2 separate regions of the Homo sapiens genome follow, and region 1 is linked to region 2. Evidence: chromatin contacts called from ENCODE Hi-C or POLR2A ChIA-PET data. All regions are on one chromosome and are shown on one strand. Each heading gives the region's core, a stretch centred on a gene start or an enhancer-like site at or near the end of the contact. The rest is flanking DNA. Distances are from core to core; before and after follow the strand shown.

Evidence for each region. Hi-C counts contacts between places; a loop is a spot of excess contacts on that map. ChIA-PET counts read pairs that join two places held with the same protein, here RNA polymerase II (POLR2A). Pooled maps may share reads with other maps.
Region 1: a loop to region 2 is called in a map of CD4-positive, alpha-beta T cell, with 2.1 times the contacts of the local background. The contact joins the promoter of DDRGK1 here to the promoter of OXT in region 2. A Hi-C loop is called at or near these places in 12 of 168 maps with a recorded cell type or tissue (CD4-positive, alpha-beta T cell, CD4-positive, alpha-beta memory T cell, CD8-positive, alpha-beta T cell and 6 more), 8 of 37 single-sample maps with no recorded cell type and 15 of 50 pooled maps. POLR2A ChIA-PET finds 5 or more read pairs at or near these places in 8 of 52 experiments (CD4-positive, alpha-beta T cell, H1, HEK293T and 4 more).

What each region holds. Positions count from the first base shown.
Region 1 is chr20:3,203,432-3,210,056 of GRCh38, reverse strand. It overlaps DDRGK1 (DDRGK domain containing 1), which reads left to right and starts at 5,375. Exons shown (of 9, transcript NM_023935.3): 1 at 5,375-5,520. The coding sequence starts at 5,430. ITPA (inosine triphosphatase) reads right to left here and starts at 559. Exons shown (of 8, transcript NM_033453.4): 1 at 440-559. The coding sequence starts at 505. RefSeq lists enhancers at 364-433, 316-964, 5,464-5,683.
Region 2 is chr20:3,066,167-3,073,009 of GRCh38, reverse strand. It overlaps OXT (oxytocin/neurophysin I prepropeptide), which reads right to left and starts at 1,390. Exons shown (of 3, transcript NM_000915.4): 1 at 1,235-1,390; 2 at 732-933; 3 at 493-647. The coding sequence starts at 1,354. The coding sequence ends at 592. LOC101929098 (a long non-coding RNA gene) reads left to right here and starts at 711. Exons shown (of 2, transcript XR_430278.4): 1 at 711-813; 2 at 3,596-4,376. RefSeq lists an enhancer at 1-139 and a silencer at 615-724.

The sequences.
Region 1 (6,625 bases), core at 4,126-6,625, 130 kb before region 2:
TGAGGCACGGACTGCTCAGTGTGGAACTCCGTCCCACGCCCTCTCTGGGTCCTGCTAGCCCTGGCCCAGCAGCGGGATGTGGATAAGTCCCAGAAGAGTGTCGGGACACTGGGTTGGGGTCTACTTCAATAGGTGACCTTCGGGGCGGTTGTTAAGAGCCCCGCTACTCCTCCGGGTCCCGCAGTCGCTGACCACACAAGCCCTGTGTCGGGATCTGTCGAGACCCTCGTTCCCTCGCCAACCCCGGGGCGCCCCGATTCTGCAGCCACTCCCTTCTTGCGCCCCAGCTTTTCCACACAGCCGGGTCAGGACCCATTCTTCCGGGCTGAATTCTGTTCTCTCTCCATGCCTCCTCCCACGTGCTTCCCTCCTCCCGGAAGCCCCTTCTCCGCCCTATTCCCAGCCGCCTCCCAGTTAGCCCCCAACACCCTCCCGGCACCTCCTCCAGCTTCTTGGCGTTCCCCGTTACAAACACGATCTTCTTCCCCACCAATGAGGCCGCCATGGTGATCCCCGGTTACCCAGCTGAGCCACCGAAAACTCCTTGGCGTCCAGTGACAGAAAACTTCCGGCTGGTGGCGGAAGTGAACGGCTCAGTTTCCGGCCAGGGGTCCCGGGGAAAGCCGACCCGGACCCCAAGGCGCGTATCGGGCGAGTGGGCTCGCGGTGGCGGCCTAGCCCACAGCGTCCGATTTGCTGGGGGCCTCCCGAGCCTGGAGACTGAGTGACCCACCCCTCCTGCCTAAGGGACGCTATCTTCAAGAACCGGAAGAGACCACTCCCACCCCCACCCCGCCCCTGCTTTCGCTCTTCTCTGCAATGGGGTCTCCGAAAGGAGAAGACTGCAGCCCTGTGACCCTGGAGGTTTGCGCTCTCCTATGCTGTCTCAAAAAACTGCCTCCTTCTAGGCAAGGGCTTCCAAACCCTCATCCTGATCTCACCTTCAGCCTTACCCGCCAGCTATGATCCACTCGACTGTGAACTTAAACTCGGCATAGCCTAAAACAAGCCCAAACTTCTCACCCGTTTTCACTCCTAGGCTTGAGAGCTCAGTATGTAGAGTTCCTCACTTCCTCATCCCTCCAGCCTCTCAAATCTATCACCCCTTCTCCGTGGCCACCGTTTCAGCCAGATCTTTGCATTCCAAACACAACAGAAAGTAGGAAGTGCCCTCTCAAAGGTGGGTCTGCTGAACCTCTGCTGATACTCTCTTTGCAGCAAGTCATCTGACCTCCCTCCTCCAGAGACTCAGCCCTCTGCCCCCCGCCTGGACCCCTGTGTCAGTACCTCTTGAATGGCCACTTCTGCCCATGGACAAGAAAGGGAGGGAGTCTGAGTTCTTACCAAGCTCCTCAGGCCATTCTGATGCTCATCAAAGTGTGGGAAAGCCCGGTGGCTCACGCCTGTAATCCCAGCACTTTGGGAGGCTGAGGCGAGTGGATCACCCGAGGTCAGGAGTTTGAAACCAGCCTGACCAACATGGAGAAACCCCATCTCTACCAAAAAGTACAAAATTAGCTGGGCATGGTGGTGCATGCCTGTAATCCCAGTTCAGAGAATTCAGGATTCAGGAGAATCGCCTGAATTCGGGAGGTGGGGGTTGCAGTGAGCGGAGATCGTGCCATCGGACTCCAGCCTGGGCAACAAGAGCAAAACTGCGTCTGAAAAAGAAAAAAAATGTGTGGGAACCACTGCTTTGGGTGGTGACCTGTTTTCTTTTATTGAAGTAGAAACACTAACCATTATGCAGAGTCCCTAGAGGAGTGGCCATGGGGATTTGGGGGCAGAGGAGGGCTTGGGGGACATCAGTTACCCCGAGGAGCCTGAAAAGAAGAAAAACAGCCCACCTTACATGGATGCCTTTCTTGGATCTTAGCCAGCTCAAGCCCCAGCTCAGGAAAACCTTCCCTGAGCTCCCTTTCATCTGCTTGCATAGCACTGACCTCTGCACTGCAAATAGATATTCATTTGTGTGATTCTGTTTTCTCTTCTAAAAATCCTAATGGTAAAAACCATATCTGTTTTTGCTCACCTCTCTTTTTCTTTTTTTTTTTTTTTTTTGAGACGGAGTCTTGCTCTAGTCACCTGGCCTGGAGTGCAATGGCATGATCTTGGCTCACTGCAACCTCTGTCTCCTGGGTTGAAGCGATTCTCCTGCCTCAGCCTCCTGAGTAGCTGGGACTACAAGCACCCCCCACGACGCCCAGCTAATTTCTGCATTTTTAGTAGAGACGGGGTTTCACCATGTTGGCCAGGCTGGTCTCGAACTCCTGACGTCGTGATATGCCCACCTCGGCCTCCCTAAGTGCTGGGATTACAGGCATCAGCCACTGTGTTTTGTTGTTGTTGTTGTTGTTGTTTTGAGATGGAGTCTTGCTCTTGTCGCCCAGGCTTGAGTGCAGTGGCACGATCTCGGCTCACTTCAACCTCCGACTCCCGGGTTCAAGGGATTCTCCTGCCTCAGCCTCCTGAGTAGCTGGGATTACAGACATGCACCACCACACCCAGTGAATTTTTGTACTTTTAGTAGAGGTGGGGTTTCACCATATTGACCAGGCTGGTCTCAAACTCCTGACCTCAGGAGATCCCTCCACCTCAGCCTCCCAAAGTGCTGAGATTACAGGCTTGAGCCACGGTGCCCAGCCTCACCTCTCATTCTTAAATCCCAGCTCCTGGTACATAGTAGGTGTTCTGTAATGTAAGATAACTAGCTTGGGCACAGTGGATCACTTGATCCCAGGAGTTCAAGACAAGCCTAGACAACATGGTGAAACCCAGTCTCTACAAAAAATACAAAAAATTAGTTGGGCTTGGGGGCACACACCTGTAGTCACAGCTGTTTAGGAGGCTGAGGTGGGAGGATCACCTGAGCCTGGGAAGTCGAGGCTGCAGTGAGCCAAGAGTGCCACTGTACTCTAGCCTGGGTGATGTGAGTGAGACCCTGTCTCAAAAAACCAACAAACAAAAAGATCACAACTGACATCTATAATTACAAGTCCATAGATAACTTTCTTTTTCATTCTTTTATTTATTTATTTTTTTTGAGATGGAGTCTTGCTCTGTTGCCCAGGCTGAAGTACAGTGGTGTGGTCCCGGCTCACTGCAACCTCTGCATATTGGGTTCGAGCAGTTCTCCCACCTCAGCCTCCTGAGTAGCTGGGACTCCAGGCATGCACCACCATGCCTGGTTAATTTTTGTATCTTTCTTCTTCTTTTTTTTTTTTTTTTGAGACAGTCTCACTCTGTCGCCCAGGCTGGAGTGCAGTGGCGCGATCTCAGCTCACTGCAAGCTCCGCCTCCCGGGTCCCCACCATTCTCCTGCCTCAGCCTCCCAAGTAGCTGGGACTACAGGCGCCCACCACCACGCCTGGCTAATTTTTTTGTATTTTTAGTAGAGACGGGGTTTCACCGTGTTAGCCAGGATGGTTTTGATCTCCTGACCTCGTGATCCGCCTGCCTCAGCCTCCCGAAGTGCTGGGATTATGGGCATGAGCCACCACACCCGGCTAATTTTGTATTTTTAGTAGAGATGGGGTTTCTCCATGTTGGTCAGGCTGGTCTCAAATTCCCGACCTCAGGTGATCCACCCACCTCGACCTCCCAAAGTGTTGGTTGGGATTGTAGGCGTGAGCCACGGTGCCCAGCTTTTTTTTTTTTTTTTTTTTTTTTGAGACTGAGTCTCACTCTGTTGCCCAGGCTGGAGTGCAATAGTGTGATCTCGGCTCACTGCAACCTCTGCCTCCCGGCTTCGAGAGATTCTCCTGCCTCAGCCTCCCAAGTAGCTGGGATTACAGGCACCCACCACCACGCCAAGCTAATTTTGTATTTTTAGTAGAGACAGGGTTTCACTGTGTTTGTCAGGCTGGTCTCAAACTCCTGAGTTCAGGTGATCCACCCACCTCAGCCTCCCAAAGTGCTGGGATTACAGGTGTGAGCCACCTCGCCCAGCCCATATTTTTTCTTTTTCTTTTTCTTTCTTTCTTTCTTTTTTTTTTTTTTTTGAGACAGAGTCTTGCTCTGTCGCTCAGGCTGGTGTGCAGTGGTGCAATCTTGGCTCACTGCAACGTCCGCCCCCTGGGTTCAAGTGATTCTCCTGCCTCAGCCTCCCGAGTAGCTGGGATTACAGGCATGTGCCACCACGCCCCACTCATTGTTTGTATTTTTAGTAGAGACAGGATTTCATCACGTCAGCTAGGCTGGTTTTGAACACTTGACCTGAAGTGATCCGCCCACCTCGGCCTCCCAAAGTGCTAGGATTACAGGGGAGAGCCACCTCATCTGGCCCGTATTTTTTCAAATCCCTTTCTCACCATTGTTCATTGGTCCTGAATTTATTTTTATTTATTTTTATTTTCTGAGACAGGGTCTCACTCTATCACCCAGGCTGGAGTGCACTGGCATGATCATGGCTCACTGCAGCCTCGACCTCCCTGGGCTCAGGTGATCTTCCCACCTCATCTTCCCAAGTACCTGGAATCACAGGTGCATGCCACCACACCTGGCTAATTTTTGTATTTTGTAGAGACAGGGTTTCATCATGTTGCCCAGGCTGGTCTTGAACTCCTAGGCTCACCTCTACCTAGACTTCCCAAAGTATTGGGTTAACAGACGAGCCTCTGTGCCTGGCTCCTGAAATAAATCTTTACTTCTGTTATCATGTATACAAAAAGCTTAATAAATTCCAGTACTGCCCTCCCCTCCCCTCCCCTTCCCCTCAAAAGAAAGAAAGAAAGAAAGAAATTCAGTGTCACAGATACAGCAAAACCCCAACCCGCTTCCCTCCTCCTAGAGGTAATCGCTATCCTGAAGTTGGTGTGCATCAGTCCCAAGCCTCTTTTCGTACTTTTTCCACGGTTGTTTCCATAAACACTATGTGGGATTGTTTAGTGATTTTTAAAACATATATAGTCCGGGCGCGGTGGCTCACGCCTGTAATCCCAGCACTTTGGGAGGCCAAGGTGGGTGGATCACAAGGTCAGGAGTTCGAGACCAGCCTGGCCAACACGGTGAAACCCCCATCTCTACTAAAAATACAAAAATTAGCCGGGCGTGGTGGCGGGCGCCTGTAATCCCAGCTACTCGGGAGTCTGAGGCAGGAGAATCGCTTGAACCTGGGAGGTGGAGGTTGCAGTGAGCCGAGATCGCACCACCGCACTCCAGCCTGTGCGACAGAGACTCCGTCTCAAAAAAAAAAAACATACATAGATGTTTTCTACTGGACATACCGTCTGCTATAATTTCCTCTTAACATTGTGGGTTTCTTTACACCCCCCAAACTCATTTTAATGTCTGACATTAAAGCCTCTCTGTGATGTGCCGCTGGGCGGGGCTCCGAGTAGTGGGCGGAGTCTAGATTGGGAAATAGGGGCGGGGCCTATGAGATCCCGGCCTCAGGGTGGACGCAGTGGTTCTGCACTGAGGCCCTCGTCATGGTGGCGCCTGTGTGGTACTTGGTAGCGGCGGCTCTGCTAGTCGGCTTTATCCTCTTCCTGACTCGCAGCCGGGGCCGGGCGGCATCAGGTAGGAGATGCCGCTGCACCAGGGTTGGTGGTACCGGGTTTTCTGGCCTTCTGAGCCTTTGTGGACCGTCGCGCCGCGGCTCCTGCGCGTGCGCACCTGGGCGGGCGGGACGCATGCGCGTCCGTGCGCTAGTCGTGTGCCGGGTGGGGCTTCCGCAGTGCCCTACCTGGAATCGGTGGCCGCGCCGCTACCCCTTTCTCTCGACTCCAAGCCAGAGTCTGGCCTCATCCCTCTCTTCACCCCCGGGAACTCCATACCTCCAAAGGCCTGAGGCCCTGGCCGGCGCACACTCCCATCCGTCACCGTCGGGGCCCTTTCCCTCTGCACCTGTTAGGGAGGCCGCAGGGGTTTTCCATTCCTCCCAGCCTGGCTCCAGAGCAGGTGCCAGGAAGGGGGCATCTGAATATTTTCTGCCTGTCCCCCACGAGCTGGAGAAGCGCGAGGCGGCTCCAGGAAATTCCTGAAGCTCTCTCCCTTCCCGCCAAGGAGAGGGCCCACTCTCCCTCCCCAATCCGCTCCCCGATCAGAAGGCCATGTCATTGGCCAGGGCACAGAACAGATACACCCATCCTCCCTCTTTCCCCCCATTTCTGGTCAGCGGGCGGGTTTGTATATGTGTTTTCCTGCTCCCTGGGCCCACAAGCTACCTCTGAGCACCTGCGCGCTCCCAGGAGCGGAAGGGACACGCTGAGGGAAGGCGGAGATCCAGCAGGTCTTCCCGGGGGAGGCTCGGCCACCGCCGGGAAGTGTACTCTCTGGCTGGGGAGCCAGATAAAACCACAGGTGGTGTTAGGCGAGAAATCAGTGGATTCCTGCAGGGGGTACTCGATGAGAGCTGGGGACATCAGGATAGGGGCCTCCTGACAGGCCAGCTGGAAAGGTGGAGCCGGGAGGGGAGAGGAGTATTCACACAGGCCCGAGGGAAGGGCTGAGCCCCCGCCTGGGACCAAGCTGTGGGCCTGGTGGAAAAGGCCTTGCCAGTCAGACTGAGAAGTCGGGGCCTTGTGCTGTGGGCAGCAGGCCGCTAAGCAGAGGAGGTGAGGCTTCCGGGCTGCCGCTCCTCCTGCCATGGGCCGGGCTGGGCTTATAGGCAGCATTGTCATTT
Region 2 (6,843 bases), core at 141-2,640:
GGCCAGCTCCTTGGAAACATGTTGGCCCTTCAGCTGCTCCCCAGGGCCCCCTCCCCCCAGGCCCGCTCCGCTCCCTCAACTTCTAAGTGTGGCTCAAACCTCCTTTCAGGGGTCAGGAAGCCATTCAGTGTGCACTGCCCGCTTCCTGTGGTCATCCCGCTCAGACCCTTGTCTGTATTTGCTCCCTCATCCTCGTCTTTTTGAATTTTGAAAGATCCCCTGAGGTGCAGCCTGCTGTAGGCCTCAGCCCAGGCTGGGAGCGGGAAGCTGGGGCTGTTTCCACGTCCTCAGAGCCTTTGTGCCCCTCCCTCTTCCAGCCCCTCCAGGGTGGTGGCAGCCAGAACAGCACCCGCTCTGTCCCCTCGGGTAGCCGGGACACGTCTTCCTGGGCCAGCTCTGAGCGCAACAAGCCACAGGTCCAACGCGCGCGATCTTCCAGTCCCACAATGCCCCCTCCCCGTCCCATTTCTGGCACTTAGACACGAGTCAAGGTAGAGGAGAAAAACCTGCTTTATTTTATTTTCACCATTTCTGGGGTGGCTATGGGGGAAGCGAGTGGCGCGCTTCGAGGGTGTTCGGAGCCATCAAGTTTCAGCGCTGGGAGAAGGTGGCTTCCGCGTCGCAGGCAGGGTCGGCGTGGCAGCCGTCTGGAGGAAGAGGTGGAGTCAGGGGAATCCCGGCCGCACCCCCGCCCGCCTCCCCCTGGCCCCGGAGCGCCTTGCCCCGCTCACCCGGGCTGCAGCAGAGGCCCAAGACCGCGCAGCGGCCCCCGCTCCCGCACGCCTTCTGGCCGGACTGGCAGGGCGACGGCAGGTAGTTCTCCTCCTGGCAGCGCAGCGCTTCGGCGGTGCCCACGAAGCAGCCCAGCTCTTCCGCGCAGCAGATATTGGGCCCGAAGCAGCGGCCTTTGCCCCCGGGGCCGCAGGGGAGGCACTGCGGGGACGGGCGGGGTGAGCGGGAGCCGGGGCGGCGCTGGGGACTCGCTCGGAGGACCCTGCGAGGCCGGCCGGGGTGCGCCGGGCAAGGATGCTGGGGTCCGGGGTTCGGAGTTCGGGCGGGACAGCGGGGCTGAGACGCGCTGGGGCGCCGTGGGGGCCTCGACCGCGGTCAAGGGCGGGGCGTCAAAATCCGCTCAGCTCCTGGAGTTCTCAGGCGAGGCCGGAGCGGGGCGCGCCCCTGTGGCTGCGGGTCCCTCCCTCCCCGGAGCGCCGCGGGACCAGGGCTGGGGACTCACCTTGCGCACGTCGAGGTCCGGCGCGGCCCTCTTGCCTCCCAGGGGGCAGTTCTGGATGTAGCAGGCGGAGGTCAGCGCCAGGAGGCCGAGCAGACAGCAAGCGAGGCTGGGGCCGGCCATGGTGCGGGTGCGCTGGGTCCAGGGTCCGTGACTGGTGGCGGTCTCTCCGGCCTGGCCTTTTTATGCCTGGGCATTGCGTCGGTGGAGCTCTGTTTAAGAGGTTGGTAGTATGATTGGTCACAGAGGGTCGCCGTGGGTCAGGCCGAGTGCGTACGGGCTTTCCTCTTCATTAGCAGGGCCTGGGCCGGGGTCAAGGTCACCGCGTTGGCTAATGGTCTGGGCACAGAAGGTGAGGTGCCTTGCGGAAGGGAGCAGGCCGGGGTGGCCTGGGCCACTAGGGTGGGACAGGGAGAATTTGGGGTGGGGTGTGGCCCAGCCGAAGACTTTATCCAGCCTCCCAGTACCTCGAGGAGGGGGGCTGGGGCAGGGAAGGTGGACGCTGGGACCCCTCCAGGTGGGAGGAGGCTCTGGCAGGATCCGCCCACCCTCTTGGCCCACCACGCATGTGGATCATTGTCCCCTCTTTTAGGAACATTTCCTCTTCCTAAACCCAAATTTCCAGAAAACCTCTTCACCCTCACCACACAGCAACACCCACTTCCCTGCACCTGAAACTTGGATAGGAAGAGATCACATCTGTCTCTAATCTGTAACTGATATTCCACCTTTCCTTTCACTATAAATTAGGCAACAAACCACAGCAGAATTAGCAATACCTGTGGCTTTGTCACAAATCAAAATAGAAGATAACTTCCTATCACAGCTGTCACAAATGCCTCTATATACTGTTTAGATTCATTATATCTTCAAAATTATCACAGTTATTGGGCCACGACCAGATCTTGCTATCTAATGGTTAAAGAAGCACGTTTATGACACCATCAAAATGTGTTTTGGCTGGGCGCTGTGGCTCACGCCTGCAATCCCAATACTTTGGGAGTCTGAGGTGGGCAGATCACTTGAGACCAGAAGTTCAAGACCAGCCTAGGCAACATAGCGAGAACCCCCAACTCTACAAAAAATACAAAAATTAGCTGGGCGTGTTGGTGTGCTCCTGTAGTCTCAGCTGCTTGGGAGGCTGAGGCAGGAGTACCGCTTAAGCCTGGGAATTCAAGACTGCAGTGAGCTGTGATCGTACCACTGCACTCCAGCCAGAGTGACAGAGCGAGAGCGAGACCCTGTCTCAAAAAAAAAAAAAGTGTTTTAACATTTTGATATCTGAATATAAATATATATATTTTTTTCTTGAGACGGAGTCTCGCTCTGTCGCCCAGGCTGGAGTGCAATGGCGGGCGCCATCTTGGCTCACTGCAACCTCCACCTCCTGGTTTCAAGCGATTCTCCTGTCTCAGCCTCCCAAGTAGCTTGGATTACAGACATGCACCACCACGCCTGGCTAATTTGTGTATTTTCAGTAAAGACGGGGGTTTCACCATGTTGACCAGGCTGGTCTCGAACTCCTGACCTCAGGTGATCCACCCGCCTCAGCCTCCCAAAGTGCTAGGATTACAGGCTTGAGCTGCTGTGCCTGGCCCTGTAATTGGTTTCTTTTGTAATTCTATTTCTCTCATTTTCGACATTAAAATTTTTTTTGGCTGGGCGTGGTGGTTGACCAACCTGGCCAACATGGTGAAACCCCATCTCTACTAAAAATATAAAAATACAAAAATTAGCTGGGCGTGAGGTAGGCACCTGTAATCACAGCTATTCAGGAGGCTGAGGCAGGAGAATCAGTTGAACCCAGGAGGCGGAGGTTGCAGTGAGCCAAGATCATGCCACTGCACTCCAGCCTAGGTGATAGAGCGAGACTCCGTCTCAAAAAAATAAAAATTTTTTTTTTTGCATTTTTAATATATCTCAAAAGGAAAATAATTAAAAGAAAAGATGGATTACCCCAGTGGGAGAGGTATTGGTAGATATCATGAACAAGAAAGGAAAGGCGCTGCTCAACTCTCCCTTTGTGAAAGCACCTGCCACCCAGCTGCTGGGAGTGCCCTCTGCAGGTGGCCCTCAGGGGTAGCTCCTCGAGAGCCTGCTTCAGCTGCAGAGAGCTGCCTGGCTCAGGGTCACACCCTTCCCAGGTGGCCCGCATCCAATGACTGGTCCATTTTGGCCCAAATGCAGGATAACTCTGAAGGAGCATTTTGGCTCCAGAGCTCCCTATGGGGTCAGCTGTGGTCTGCATAGCAGTTCTCCCTCTGCTCACTCCTATTTTTGACCCCTCCCTCCCAAAGGTGTGGGTCCCCAGGGCCTTCTGTAATAAAAACCCCCTTTGTGAAACCATCTCCGTCTGCTCTCTAGGGAACCCAACCTGTAGGGAACCCAACCTGAGGCAGAATGGAAGAAATGAGAAGCACTGTGAGAGACCAGCCTCACTGGTGGGCCAGTCCCCGACCCCTGGGAGAAGAGAACGGGACAGCTCCAGACTCTCCTGCCCTCTTGTTGAGGAAGGTGAAGAGGCTGATGGGGCCAAGCAGGTCACAGAGCTCATCTGACCCTAGTCACTGGCATGAGTCACTGGCATGAGCTGTCCAGCACCCAGGAGCCGGTCAGGCTGACCTGCATTACAAATCAGCAGCCAGTCCTCTCTCACCCAGATTAGCTTATTGGCATTCAGGGCCTAGAAGTCCAAGGGCCTGACCCAGCAGTGGCCCAGAGAGGTCTCTCACCTGCTCTGTGGGCACGATGACCTCACTTAAGCTAACACATGTGCATAAATTACCATAGTATTATGTCCCCCAGATGGGCTGCATCCCTTCACCTGTTCAACAACCCCTCTTCTGAAGATGCTCCGGGTCCCATTACAAATGCCTGGAAACAGCAGCAACAAAACACAAAAACCTCTGCCCTCATGGGGCTTATATTCTAGTGGAGGAAGAGAGATGTTAAACAATAAACACATTTCAGTTAGTTAGGAAACAAGTATAAACAATAAACATACTTCAGTAACAACATACATATTGCAGTAGATTAGTAAGTGCTACAGAGATAAAAGGGAGGCCTGTTGCGATTTCACCGAGGGTGGTCAGTGTAGACTTCTTTGTGAAGAAGAGAAAATAAACCATGCAGATATCTGAGGGGACATTGGTTTTCTGTTGCTGTGTAACAAATTACCACAGGCCAGGCACGGTGGCTTGTGCCTGTAATCCCAGCACTTTGGGAGTCTGAAGCGAGAGGATCACTTAAGCCCAGGAATTAGAGACCAGCCTGGGCAACATAGGGAGACCCAGGCTCTATAAAATGTTTTTAAAAAATTAGCTGGGTTTGTTGGCATGCACCTGCAGTCCCAGCTACTTGGGAGGCTGAGACAGGAAGATCACTTGAGCCCAGGAGTTCGAGGCTGCAGTGAACTAGGATGATGCCACTGCACTCCAGCCTAGGCGACGGAGCGTGACTCTGTCTCAAAACGAAAACAAAAACACAAAAGCTACCACAATTTGGCAGCTTAAAACAACATTTGCTTATTACATTGGGCCAGGCATGGCTTAGCTGGGTCTTTTGCTCTGGGGCTACGATCAGGGTGTCAGCCAGGCTGCATTCATTTCCAGAGCCCGGGTGATTGTTAGCAGAATTCATTTCCTTGCAGCTGTCAAACTCGTGGTGGCCTGCTTCTTCAAGGTCAGGAACAGAGAGAGTCTCTGCTGCTTCAAGTCTAAGCACACAGGGAGTCCTTTTCTGAGGGGCACCTGACCTGATTAGGTCAGACCCACACGGATCACCACCCTTTTAACTCGGATTGATCAGGTGTCTTCATTACATCTGCAGAATCCCCTCACCTTTGCCATATAACGTAGTATAGTCGTGGTTATCACCTTTGTCATCTTCTTCTAATGTTTAGAAGAAAGTTGGCTGGGCACAGTGGGCCACGCCTGTTTTTGTTTTTGTTTTGAGACTGAGTCACGCTCCGTGGCCCAGGCTGGAGCGTGGTTGGCTGGGCGCGCTGGCTCCCAGCACTTTGGGAGGCCAGCGGTGGGTGGATCACTTGAGGTCAGGAGTTCGAGACCAGTCTGGCCAATATGGTGAAACCCCGTCTCTACTAAAAAAAATACAAACAAATTTAGCCGGGCGCAGTGGTGGAAGCCTTTAGTCCCATCTACTCGGGAGGTGGAGGAACCCAGGAGGTGGAGGTGGCAGTGAGCCGAGATCACGCCACTGCACTTCAGCCTGGGTGACAGAGTGAGACTCTGTCCGTCTCAAAAAAAAAAAAAAAAAGCTATGGGTTCTACCCACATGAAGCCAGAAAAGATTACACAAAGGTAATCATTGTGTAATCCACAGAAAGATACCAGGGGCTGAGAATTTCAGGGATCCACTTTAGCATTCTGCCTGTAATGGAGGGGAGGAAATGACAAGTGCTGAGGTCCTGAGGCAGGAATGTGCCTGGCATGTTCAAGGAGCAAGGAGGCCAGTGGTCCTGGAGCAGAGTGACTGAACTCCCGAGATCGGAAAGGTAACGTGGGACTGCACCTCACAGGGCTTGGGCTTTTCCTCCAAATGAAATGGGGGAATGAGAGGGAGTTCTGAGCCAGCTTACGATAACTTTGGATATAGTGCTGTGACAAGACTGTGGGGAACCAGGCGCGGTGGCTCACACCTGTTATCCCCGCACTTTGGGAGGCTGAGGTGGGTGGATCATGAGGTCAGGAGATCAAGACCATCCTGGCTAACATGGTGAAACTCCGTCTCTACTAAAAATACAAAAAAATTAGCTGGGCATGGTGGCTGGCGCCTGTAGTCCCAGCTACTCTGGAGGCTGAGGCAGGAGAATCGCTTGAACCCGGGAGGTGGAGGTTGCAGTGAGCCAAGATCGTGCCACTGCACTCCAGCCTGGGCGACAGAGCGAGACTCCTTCCAAAAAAAAAAAAAAAAGACTGTGGGGAAACTAGGGAGGAGGCTATGCAGCAATCCCTGTGAGTAATGGGAGTGCAATGTGTGTGTCGAGAAGTGACCTGATTCTTGGTGCATTTTAAAGGAGATACCAACTGCAGTTTGCTGATGGATTGGATGTGAGTGGGAGAGAAAAAGAGGAGTCGAAGATGACTTCAATATTTCTGGTCTGGGCCGGGTGGGATGGCTCATGCCTGTATTCCCAGCTACTCGGGAGGCTGAGACAGGAGAATCACTTGAACCTGGGAGGTAGAGGTTGCAGTGAACTGAGATAGCACCGTTGCACTCCAGCCTGGGTGAAACAGTGACTCTGTCTCAAAAAAAAGATTTCTGGGCCAGGAGTAGTGGCTCATGCCTGTAATCCCAGCACTTTGGGAGGCCAAGACTGGGGGGTCACCTGAGGTCAGGAGTTTGAGACCAGCCTGGCCAACATGGTGAAACCTCGTCTCCACTAAAAAATACAAAAATTAGCCAGGCATGATGGCGTGTGCGTGTAGTCCCAGCTACTAAGGAGGCTGAGGCAGGGGAATCACTTGAACCCGGGAGGCAGAGGTTGCAGTGAGCAGAGATGGTGCCACTGCACTCCAGCCTGGGCAACAGAGCGAGACTCTGTCTCAAAAACAAGAACAAAAACAAAACAAGATTTCTGGCTTGAGCAATGG